Linked DNA regions of Homo sapiens: region 1 is linked to region 2. A link is a contact called in ENCODE Hi-C or POLR2A ChIA-PET data. All regions are on one chromosome and are shown on one strand. Each heading gives the region's core, a stretch centred on a gene start or an enhancer-like site at or near the end of the contact. The rest is flanking DNA. Distances are from core to core; before and after follow the strand shown. Region 1 holds the start of HEPH (hephaestin). Region 2 overlaps MSN (moesin).

Region 1 (5,855 bases), core at 1,653-4,152, 470 kb before region 2:
TCCATTTTTCCTAGCTGTATGACTTGGGAAACTTCTTCATTTATTTAGCCACAGTGTCTTTATTTTTCAAATGGTATTAATACTATTAGCTACCTCATAGAGTTTTGTGGGGATTAACTTAATTAAGATCTGTAAGTACTTTAAGGGCACATGTAAGTGATCAAAAGGTATTAGTGGCTATTACTATTGCAAGTAAGGAAATAGTTTGGAAATGAAACTTGCCAGGGCCATAAAGATTTTCCATTTTATGAATAGCAATAAATATGTGCACACTCATAAATTCCCATATATGGTAACACATTCTAAGCATACAGGAATATAAACATAGGTATGAAAATGCACACAGCCCAAGCTGAACTCTCTTCTTGGAAACAACATGGTATAATGTAAAGAACTAGAACTTTTGAGTCAGACAAACTTAGGTTTAAGTACTGTTTTACTCTATATCTAAATAAGATAAATTTTTGCAGCAGCTGGGACTTAGTAGGCACCTGATAAGTATTTTTCTTCCTTCTAATTATTGACATCCTTTCTATCCTCCTCAAATTTGAATTTGTCATTGTTATTGCTGCTGTTTAATTTGGTTTTATCATATACTAAAAGAGCAGAAAAAATGAAAAACCCATAAAATCCTTTATAACCACTTAGATGTTAGGCCAGGCACAGTGGCTCACGCCTGTAATGCCAGCACTTTGGGAGGCCGAGGTGGGTGGATCACCTGAGATCGGGAGTTCAAGACCAGCCTGACCAATATGGAGAAACCCTATCTCTATTAAAAATACAAAAAATTAGCTGGGCATGGTGGTGCATGCCTGTAATCCCAGCTACTCGGGAGGCTGAGGCAGGAGAATCGCTTGAACCTGGGAGGCGGAGGTTGTGGTGAGCCGAAATCGCACCATTGCACTCCAGCCTGGGCAACAAGAGTGAAACACGGGTCTCAAAAAATAAATAAATAAAATAAAATATAACCACTTAGATATTTCATGGTACAGTGGAAAGCGTTCAGGCACCAGAAAATAGTAAGTTCTAGCTCTGGATTCATCATTTATTGGTTATATAACCTTGAACAAGTCCCTAACTTCCTGAGCCTCAGTTTCCTCATGTCTTAAATGAGGATTGTCTCTACTTTGGGCCCCTCATTAGTTTGTAATAAAGGTCAAATAATATGAAAGATGTGAAAGCCCTGTGTAAGCTTTTCACTTGGGCAAGGATATTTTTTTTCTCAGCTAAGCCCATAGAGAAGAACCAGACTGATGAGGAAAAAGAACAGGAAGAAATAAAAGGAGAAATGAAATAAGTAAGTTGAGAAAGAATCCTGGAAAAAAGTAAAAAATACAAAATAAAAAGGAAGGCAGAAGGAATAGGCACTCAAAGGAAGGAAAAAAGAAAGAAAAATTCTAGGCTATTTGGATAGTTTAGTTAAGATATACTGAAACCTTGTGCCAACCTGGAGAGAAGATCAGCCAATATAAAGTTAAGCCTCCCTTACCTTTACCTTACCTTCCTGCCATCCCAGTGTCACCTGGGTCTGGTCCCTATTATTCATAACAATTTGCATTGCTGTGTTCCCTAGAATTTGCAAACTGTTCCTTTATTGCGACAATGCTCTTTTCTCTCCCTCCATCTCCCTTTCTCAGTTATACTACTTTGGGCTAGACAGGCTCATCCTAAACAAAGGATTACTCAACTGAATAAAGGAATGCTGAGCCATCTTTGGGGCCCTGTCTTCAATCTCTCAGCAGCCTTCCTAATAAACCCTCCATCAAAATTCACCTTTTGGTCCTCTGCTTTCTTAACTCTGTGATAGAAAACATACCGATTTGAAGTTAAAGACCTTGATTCAAATCCTATCTCTTGTCTGTGATAGCTATGTGACCTTTCAATAAATTATTTTAGCCTTAGTCATCTCATCCAAAAAATGGGATGATATTTTTTTCACAGGATTGTCTTGAGGCCCAAATAAAACCATGGATATTTGAGTCCCTAGCAAAAGGATTGCTTGTCATATAATAGATGCTGAGTAATGAAAAACTGAACGTGTTATAGATTCACACATGCATGAAACCTTTAGAAACCATCTTTTTCAATCACCCTCATTTGATGTATAAAAAACTGATACCAGAGAGGTGCAAGGATTTGCTCAAAGTCACGCAGCCAGTTGTTAAAAATAGCCAGAATTTGAACCAATGATTTCTAAAAGATTTTTGCTATGTAGAAACTAAGACTACTCAAATTCAGATGTTTAGCTTAGTTAAGCTATCATTTATTGGCTTACTCTGTGCCAATCTGGTCTCAAAATATGAAACCAAACATGGTTATTTTTAAGTAACTGAGTTCCCACTTACATAATCCTCAGATCCATCACCTCAATAAATTCCTCAACCTGTGAAACAGAAGATGAGCAAGCTATTTCGACAGGAAAATGAACTATTCTGTATGGCTCCAGGATTGGCCCTGAAACAGACAAGCCAGTGTAGTCCTGGCTATTTTGGCGAGAGGAACAAAAGGAGCCTATTGTCTCCTTTAACTTTCCTGCACATCAGCCAAACCTCCTCCAACTTTTTGGCCACTGACTTTTTCTCCTAGTGGCCAGGACTCCCTTAAACCCAGCTAAATAAACGTTTTTGCACAGGAAGGCAGGTGAGGTAGAGTTTGAAAAGAGAGAAAAGAAAGCTTACCTTTGCTAGAGAAAACTACTCCATATTCATGTCAGCGGCCCATTAATGCTGCACTGCAGACCCCAGCCTGAGTCCGCCAGCCATGTTCAGTCAGTATCTTGGTTACAGGGCCTTTCTCCTAAATTAAGTCCAGGATTCCAATTTGGCAGGGTTTACTGGGATGGGAGGATGAGGGAGGGGGAAGGGCTGGGTGCCCTCTTTTCCAGAAACAAAACTACTGGAATGTCCTGTTCCTCTGGGGCCTGGTTTGATACAAAACCCGGGATGGTTCTTTACCCATATCCGGGTGTTTTACAAATCCTGGTTAGGATCTCAGGAGGAATTACAAGGGGGTGGGTTGTACTTCTGTTATCAGGACTTGCTAATTGGTCTTTGCTGAGAGGAGAACACTGTCAGTGTGGCCAGCCAAAGCTCATGGGTAGATTTCAACAGCTCCATTTAAGAAATGAGGTAGAAATTGAAAGAGCCTCCATCTCACCACCTCTTCCCCTTCTTGCTCTGAAGCACAATTGTCAGCCCTGACTATTATTCTGAGGTCATGGCTGCTTAGTCATAAGTAAAAATAAAATTGGCAATAAAACAAAGGACTTTTTTTCTACATTCTAAGCCCTATGTTAACCATTTTACATGCATTCTCTTATTTAAGTCTCACAATTATCCTGTGAGATGAATACTCTAATTCTCTCTATTTTACAACTGAGGAAAATTCAGCTCTGAGAGGGAAGGTAACTTGTCCAAGGTCACACACTTAGGAAGTAAAAGAGAAGAGAGATTTGCTGGGTCTGTCTAAACTTTTAACCATGAAACCACCACACACAATGTGCTGCTTAGGGGAGAAACACAGTACTTTCAAGGGGGTAGAAGGGACTTCACAATTATTGAAAGCCTACTGGCCACCAGTCACTGGTGGATTTTTTTATATATACATTAACTTTGCCTCCGTCATTTCTAGCAGATTCTAGAGTGAAATTTTATATTAACTATATTTAACATTTTCCACCTGAGGAAACCAGATATAGCTAGAAGATAGCCTGGATTAACACAGGTCAACACCCTAAAAACTAAGACATGGAAGAATTGAAAATACTAAAAAGAAAAAAAAAACAAAATGTTCCCCCAACAATTCAGGGTAAAACTGGAGTCTGGATTTGTTTAAAGTCAAAGGTCATTCCCATTCCTGGTGGAAAGAGAGAAGAGTGAAAAGTCACTGTCCTGAGTCAAGTGACCAAGGTTCTCGCCCCACTTGCTCTAGGAGTAATCAGCTATGTGGATTTTGTGGATTTGGCCCACTCCCTTCTCTTCTCTGGGCCTCTTTCTATTTCTACAATGAGGGTCTTAAACTAGATATGGACCCTCCCAGCCCTGTAAATTTACACATCTAGAATTCCATGAAGAAAGTATAGTCTAGATATTAAACATAGAAGATAAAGAGGTTTCAAAGACACAAAGTATAGGGAAAGAATGAGTGGGGAGCAATTTGTGGCGACAGGTCTGAGAATACTATGCCTCTCTAAAAAGGACTGCATCTACCCAACAGACCCAGGTATAGGAAGGGGACAGGTATGATGGGGGTTCCACCACCTGATATTCTTACTTTGTGATGAGGAGATCTTGGCTAGGAGCAGACACTTTTCTCCAGGCAGGCTGGGCACATTTTCCTCTTCTGAATTTAAAGTGTCTGGAGCAGGGTCCAGGGAAGAGAACATTCAGAAGACTGAGGTGGTAGGGCAAAGTCTGGGTCATAAACCACTAGAGATTCTTAAGTGTGCTCAGACACTTAGGCGCTGCCCCATGGACTGCAACTCAGACCAAGGCAGGTGGAAGCACCAGTAGGAAGGAAGGAGGAGCCACCAGCCTCAACTCCCTTAGAAATGCTCAGTGGTCAAGGGAAGCTTAGCCAAGCCATGGCAGCCCCTAGAATTATCTGCCTCGCACACATGTGAACCTTGAAGCAAGAAAGGGGAAGTGGAGACAAAACTGATTAAGCTGAGATCCAAGTCCAAGCTCTAAGGCATTTATGACAGGGAGGGGAAGGGATAAGGCCTCTGCTCTGACTCATGAAAGACAACAAGAACAGGTCATAATAGACTTGAATCAACACAGTGAAGACTGCAGGAGGCCAGGTAGGCCAGGTTTCCAGGTTTGTATTATTCATTCACCAATTTCACTGAGAGTACAAACAGCACCCACCTTTTCTGCAAATCCGGGGTACATTTCTGGTTCCTTCTCCTGGAGGTCACTTGAAAAACATTTTAAAGTTGGTGTCTACAGACCAGAGGTTGGCAGATTTTTTCTATAAAGGGCTAGCTACTAAATCATTTATTTCCAGAGCATACAGTTTCTGTTTGCCATAACTACACAAATTTGTCTTTGTAGCTCTCAAGGTATATCATTGTGCCAATAAAAATTAATTTACAAAACAAGCAGCAGGCTAAATAGACTTTTTTTTCAATATAGACATTTGCAATATGGCATCACTGTTAAGAGCATGAAAACTGAAATCAGATATTCTGAACTGAAATCCCAACTCTGCCATTTCCTGATTCTATGATTAAAGTAATTTAATCCCCCTAAACCTCAGTTTTCAAATGGAGATAATAATATTACCTATTTTATAAGACTGTTATAAGAACTTAAATAAGGCTATACGTATTAACTATTTAGCACAATAACTGGAACATAGTAAAGGCAAAAATTAGAGTTATAATTTTTAATTTTTCAATTCTAAATAATTGTTGAAATCTAAATAATTATTTCCTCGTTAGGACACAAACTGTATTAACTTGTGTCAAAAAAGAAGAATGTTTCAAGAATCCTGGCTTCACATTCTAGTTATGCTACTAAAGAGCACACAGTGACCCTGGACAAGTCTTTTTGCCTTTCTATCACTCAGTTTCTTCACCTATAACATGAAAAAGGTGGTCTAGATTTGGGTTTCTCAAAATTAATTTTGGCAGCAGAACCCTTTCCCCAAACAGAATCTTAGTAAACACCCACTACTTATGGAAGATGAAAGTGATTTGTTCTAGGTAAGGCAGGGAAGGAGATAGAAATGGGCAAGGGTGAAGAGACAGAGGAACCTGTCCACTGGGTATGACTGGTTTCCTAGACAATGTGATTGTGTCTGGAGCACCAGTAAGAAATGTCTAGGACACTAAAAACAGATTGGAAAACCGT
Region 2 (5,462 bases), core at 2,565-5,064:
CCACTGCATTCCAGCCTGGGCGACAGACAGAGACTCCGTCTCAAAAAAAAAAAAAAATCTTAAAGAGATAATGTAGTATAGGAGGCACACTCACAAATTAAAAGCAGACTTCAGGGTTCTAAAATTATTTGATCTCAAATCCTTAAAGAGGGCAAAGTATGATGGAAAAGACTTAGGGAACTCAGCCATTTATCAAGCACTTTCAATATGCCAGGTACTCTCCTAGATATACTCATACTCTTGAGCTCTTTTAACTCTCATAAATCTCAGTGAAGTAGGTATCAGTACTATCCTCCGTTTTGTTTTTTTTTTTTGTTTTTTGTTTGTGTGTTTGTTTGAGATGGAGTCTTGCTCTGTCACCCAGGCTGTAGTGCAGTGGTGCGATCTTGGCTCACTGCAACCTCCGCCTCCTGGGTTCAAGCGATTCTCCTGCCTCAGCCTCCCGAATAGCTGGGAATACAGGCACATGCCACCATGCCCGGCTAATTTTTTGTATTTTTAGTAGAGACGGGGTTTCACCGTGTTAGCCAGGATGGTCTGGATCTCCTGACCTCGTGATCTGCCCGCCTCGGCCTCCCAAAGTGCTGGGATTACAGGCGTGAGCCACTGCGCCCGGCCCACTATCCTCCATTTTAAAGATGGGGAAACTAAGGTTGAGAGACATTAAATACATTACCCAAAGTCATGCAGCAATAAATAATGGTTAAAATGATTCTAATATTTGGTCTGTCATTTATCTTATAACTACCACCCTCCTTTCTCTTGAATCAACTTGAGCAATGTTGATGAGACTCTAGGCCCCCCAAAAAAATCGCAGGAAGACCTGAGGCAACTCTACTTAGGATGCTCACCATTAATTATCACCTGAAAACCATTTAAGCCAACCTCACTCATTGACTACTCATAAATATTCTTTAGTCCCTAAAGGGAAATTTATAGCACTAAATGCCCACAAGAGAAAGCAGGAAAGATCTAAAATTGACACCCTAACATCACAATTAAAAGAACTAGAGAAGCAAGAGCAAACACATCAAAAGCTAGCAGAAGGCAAGAAATAACTAAGATCAGTGCAGAACTGAAGGAGATAGAGACACAAAAAACCCTTCAAAAAATCAATGAACCCAGGAGCTGATTTTTTGAAAAGTACAATTTTAATTCTAACCCTAGGTGACCACAGACCCCATGTATACATGGAAGGAGACACAATGGTTTGGTTAGTTAGTAACCAACATGGAAGGTATTTATGATTGGCTACAAGAAGCAGGATTCAAAGGCCTGCAGTGTGTCTGGATCAGGAAAGAGGTGACTATAAAGAAGCCATGAGTATATAAGAAATAGGTATACAATAAATTGGCAGTCTAAAGCACAGACTAGCAGAGATTGGCAAACTGTCTCTGTAAGCCACTTATAGTCTTGGTTACATATTCTTTTTTCTTTTTTAAAAAAACAACGCTGGCCGAGGTGGGAGGATCACCTGAGGCCAGGAGTTCGAGACCAGCCTAGCCAATATGGCGAAACCTCGTATCTACTAAAAATACAAAAATTAGCTAGGAGTGGTGGTGGGCGCCTGTAATCCCAGCTATTCAGGAGGCTGAGGCAGGAGAATCGCTTGAACCTGGGAGGCAGAAGTTGCAGTGAGCCGAGATCATGCCACTGCACTCCAGCCTGGGCAACAAGAGCAAAACTCCGTCTGAAAACAAAACAAAACAAACAAAAACCAACAAACAAACAAAAAATGTTTTTAAAATGGTAAAACTTATTTTTATGATACATACAAAAACTGGTCCAACAGGCAAGTTCACCAATTCCTAGACTTAACCAAATACTGATAACTCCACTGACTATCTGCAAGGCCTCAAACCTGGATAAATATCTCTTTTCACATTCTACTTTCCAAAAAAGATGGACAGCAAAGGTTTTATCTGAAAGTTAGCCAAAGATAACTGGCCCACATACCAATTGATCATACATAGCAGCCTACTCCCTTCCTATGCAAAGGCACTGGCAGAAAAAATAGATAATAAGCTTAGACCACTAACCATCTTCCACAAAAGCTCATTCCATTCTCATACTAGGAAGGCCCTGGGCCAAGCTGATCCCCACAATAGGAGGCCCCAGGCCAGGGGCTGAGCCATAAAGTACCTGACTCCCAGGCCTCTGGCTCAAATCCCTGACCTTAGAGAGCAACAGGCATGCATGAAGAAGAAAGAAGCAAGAAGGGGATCCCTCCCAGCTGGCCAATTAAGGGCTCAAGAAGCAAAGGAACATGTGTGCCTTGCTTCTCTCCCTATTCCCTCAGAAAAGGTTTGGAGAATAAAAGGAAATCAAGCTAAGGATGCCAAACTCAATGGGAGTGAGAGGCTAAGAATGAAAGAAGGCCACCACAGAGCTCCACGGCTAATGACCTCCATTAGTGGCCAACACTACACTAAGGCCTTTCTCCTCTGGACTAAGTCTAGGATGTTCATGATCTGCTTGGCCCTTCTCTCAAAAGTGGTGGGAAGAAACAACCATTCAGGAGTGCCTACCTTCTAACCTCCCACCCTGGCTCTTCACAATTGTTCCTCCTCTAGAAAAAGAAAAGAGCCGGGAACAGTGGCTCACGCCTGTAATCCCAACACTTTGGGAGGCTGAGGTGGGTGGATTACCTAAGGCCAGGTGTTCAAGACCAGCCTGGCCAACATGGTGAAACCCCATCTCTACTAAAAATACAAAAAATTAACCAGGCGTGGAGGCGGGCACCTGGAATCCCAGCTACTCGGGAGGCTGAGGCAGCATAATCACTTGAACCCAGGAGGCGAAAGTTGCAGTAAGTCGAGATTGCACCATTGCACTCCAGCCTGGGCAACAAGAGCAAAACTCCATCTCAAAAAAAAAGGAAAAGAAACAAAAAGAAATAAAAAACATCTACATGTGAAAGTATATACACCTGAAAAGTTAACTACTGCTAAGAATTATAGGTGGATTTCTGGATCCAAGAGGTGCCAGACAGCCAACTGTGGATGCAGCCCTTCCTTTCCTCCCCTGTTAGCTTCCATAGTCTTCAGCCAGGAGATAGGGGGCTTCTGGGGAATCTAATCTGACTCAAGGGAGAGGATAAGACAAAAAATGCCCTTAAACCAATTCAGCAGCTATTGAACCCCTGCAAAGTGTGGGGTATTTTACTCTGCACTGGGAATACAGAGACTATGCCAAGTACTACTTCAAGGGGTTCCCCACCTAGTAGGAAAAAGACATAATTCTTGGACCCCAGAGAATGAAGTGTGTACTATATCCACCCTAAAGCTCCCAGTTACCTTTCTCTCCTAAGAAAAGTTCCTTTTGATACTGGCGAGAGAAAAGAAACCCAAAGTGTCCTACTCATGCTGCTTGCTTCTCTCCATTAAGCACCTTCCCATGCCCCTAGGAAGGACTTGGAACAAAGCCCCCTTTCCTACCATAGAAGGAGCTTATTCTCTACTCGGGATACTACATGTAAAACAGTGGAAAAATAATCAAAGACCACACTGTGATACAGTGTGCCCCAATATGCGCGAGAGCTTGATCCACTCTGAAAGGATAGTAGCAGTAGGGGCTGGGGCCAAGGAGAGGCTGCTCTATGGCTGGGCTCACTCCCTAATCAAGCGTAAAGGCCATCCAGCTGAAGCAGGAAGCAGAGAACAAGCAGTCCTCAGTTCCCAGGCACAAGACACACGTCTTGGACACTGAGACAGGGCTCCAGCCCTGCAAGTCCACATGGATCTGAGGAGTGAAGTCACCAGGTCCTTGAGCTCACCAGCTCCCTATAATGTTCCCACTAACTGAATGTCTTGATGCCCACAGCATTACTCACCTCCTATCCTGTTCTATCCTTCCCCTTTCCCCCAACCACTGGTCTGCTCACGCCCAGACGGTGAACTCACTCTCTAAAAAGGGCTGCTCACCTCCCTTGGGTGCAATTAGTTAACCCCACCCCTTCCTCCAGCACTTTTGGGTTGGGGGCCATAACTACTATCTCCTTCTGGACCTCTGACCAAGTTTAGAGGATGTCCAATTGAACTGTTAGAAGAGTCCAAAGAGCCCTGGAAAAAGCATTAGCTCAGTGCTCAGATCAGCTGTATCCATGCCATATTGACATGGGCACAGGCCTCCCTCCCCTTTCTCTGGTTCAGTTTTGTCACATGTAGCAAGGAGAGGCTTCTATTAGAGATGCAGTAATCAACCTTTGCCCAATGTTAGAATTCCCTGTGGGAGTGCTCAGAAAATATTGATTCCCAAAGCCTTAACCCAAACCAATTAATCAGAGTCTACACGTGCTCCTACAAACTGGTCAAGATCAATTACACAGGCAAGCTGGACTTCCCCAGGTACACCCTGGCCAAGGTAGATCAGAAGGCAGGGAGCCTAGATGGCTCCATGCAAAACTCAGCCCCCTACTATAAGAAGGGCAGCTCTAACAGTCAACATTAAGCTTCATTCTGGTTTCCAAAGGTCATGAGTTCAAATTTCCCCCTTTTTCCAAACCTTGCTTCAAGTCCACAAGAAAAAAAATTAAAATGTATTGGAACTAGCAAATCCAACCCCACATGCTTTGACATCAGGCAAGCATTACAACTTTTCCTTTCTCTAAAGGACCAGTCCTATCTGCCATTGTGAATTGTTTTTTTCATTTGCCACATATGGTCTCTATGGCCCAATTTTAAGAATCTCCCACCCTTCACAGAGGGAATGGTGACAAGAGAGAGCTGCTCTTCCTGCATCCACAGCCTTTTGGCTGCTCTAGTGACACATTCCCATGTGATGGTATCACATTCCTGAGGGCGTACCAACTGCTTGTGACCAGGAACTACCTGGCCACAGACTGGGATAAACCATCTACCTCATGATGTCAGCTTATCACCTGTTTCTGGTGGGTTCTCTATGAACTACCTCTCCAGGGCACTTCTTCCCTCCTCATCCACATCCGGCCTCTAATGATGCCTGTTCACCCCTCCACCCAGTTATGCTCCCTTACAAAATTCAGACACAGCTGACCACTTCCAACTTTTTGGAGCTGGTAGAGTTGTCCATTTGGCTCAGTTCCGCACAGAACAAAACCATTTCTGAGATGTGTGCCACCATTCCCGTACCCATGGGAGGGCAGACCAGCCTCCATTGTTAGGGGAGTATAACATTTCTGAATAAATCAGAGTTTCAGAGCAGGAAATAGCCCTCAGAGGTTAGCCAAACCAACCTCTTGTGGAACAGGCTATGGCCCAAAAACGAGCAAGGACTTGGTCAAGATTGCTCTGGAAAGCTAACAGCAAGGCCCAGCATAAACAACAGCTCTTCAACTAAAAAAGAGTGCCTTTTCCATGATTCTCCAATACCTCTTCCTCTCAACAAAAAGTTGGATTGATGCTCTTGCTCCCACCAAGGTACAAACAAGACTCTACATTAGCTAGGTCTAAGCAGCCCCCAAACAATTCTCACCTACTAATAAG

Evidence for each region. A loop is a pair of places that touch in the nucleus more often than their neighbours do. ChIA-PET counts read pairs that join two places held with the same protein, here RNA polymerase II (POLR2A). Pooled maps may share reads with other maps.
Region 1: a map of sigmoid colon shows a loop between it and region 2 (3-fold over the local background). The contact joins the promoter of HEPH here to the enhancer-like site in region 2. A Hi-C loop is called at or near these places in 1 of 168 maps with a recorded cell type or tissue (sigmoid colon) and 1 of 50 pooled maps. POLR2A ChIA-PET finds 5 or more read pairs at or near these places in 2 of 52 experiments (CD4-positive, alpha-beta T cell and H1).

What each region holds. Positions count from the first base shown.
Region 1 is chrX:66,161,294-66,167,148 of GRCh38, reverse strand. HEPH (hephaestin) reads right to left here and starts at 2,902. Exons shown (of 21, transcript NM_001367233.3): 1 at 2,679-2,902.
Region 2 is chrX:65,688,928-65,694,389 of GRCh38, reverse strand. The region is part of intron 1 of MSN (moesin); the gene reads right to left. Among named protein-coding and RNA genes, the nearest start is that of MSN, 24 kb to the right of the region's middle. Within about 2 kb of position 3,814, at least 10 of the 41 ENCODE cell types and tissues checked have a DNase peak (open chromatin) inside an H3K27ac peak, as active enhancers do; they include sigmoid colon, where a contact is called at or near this core.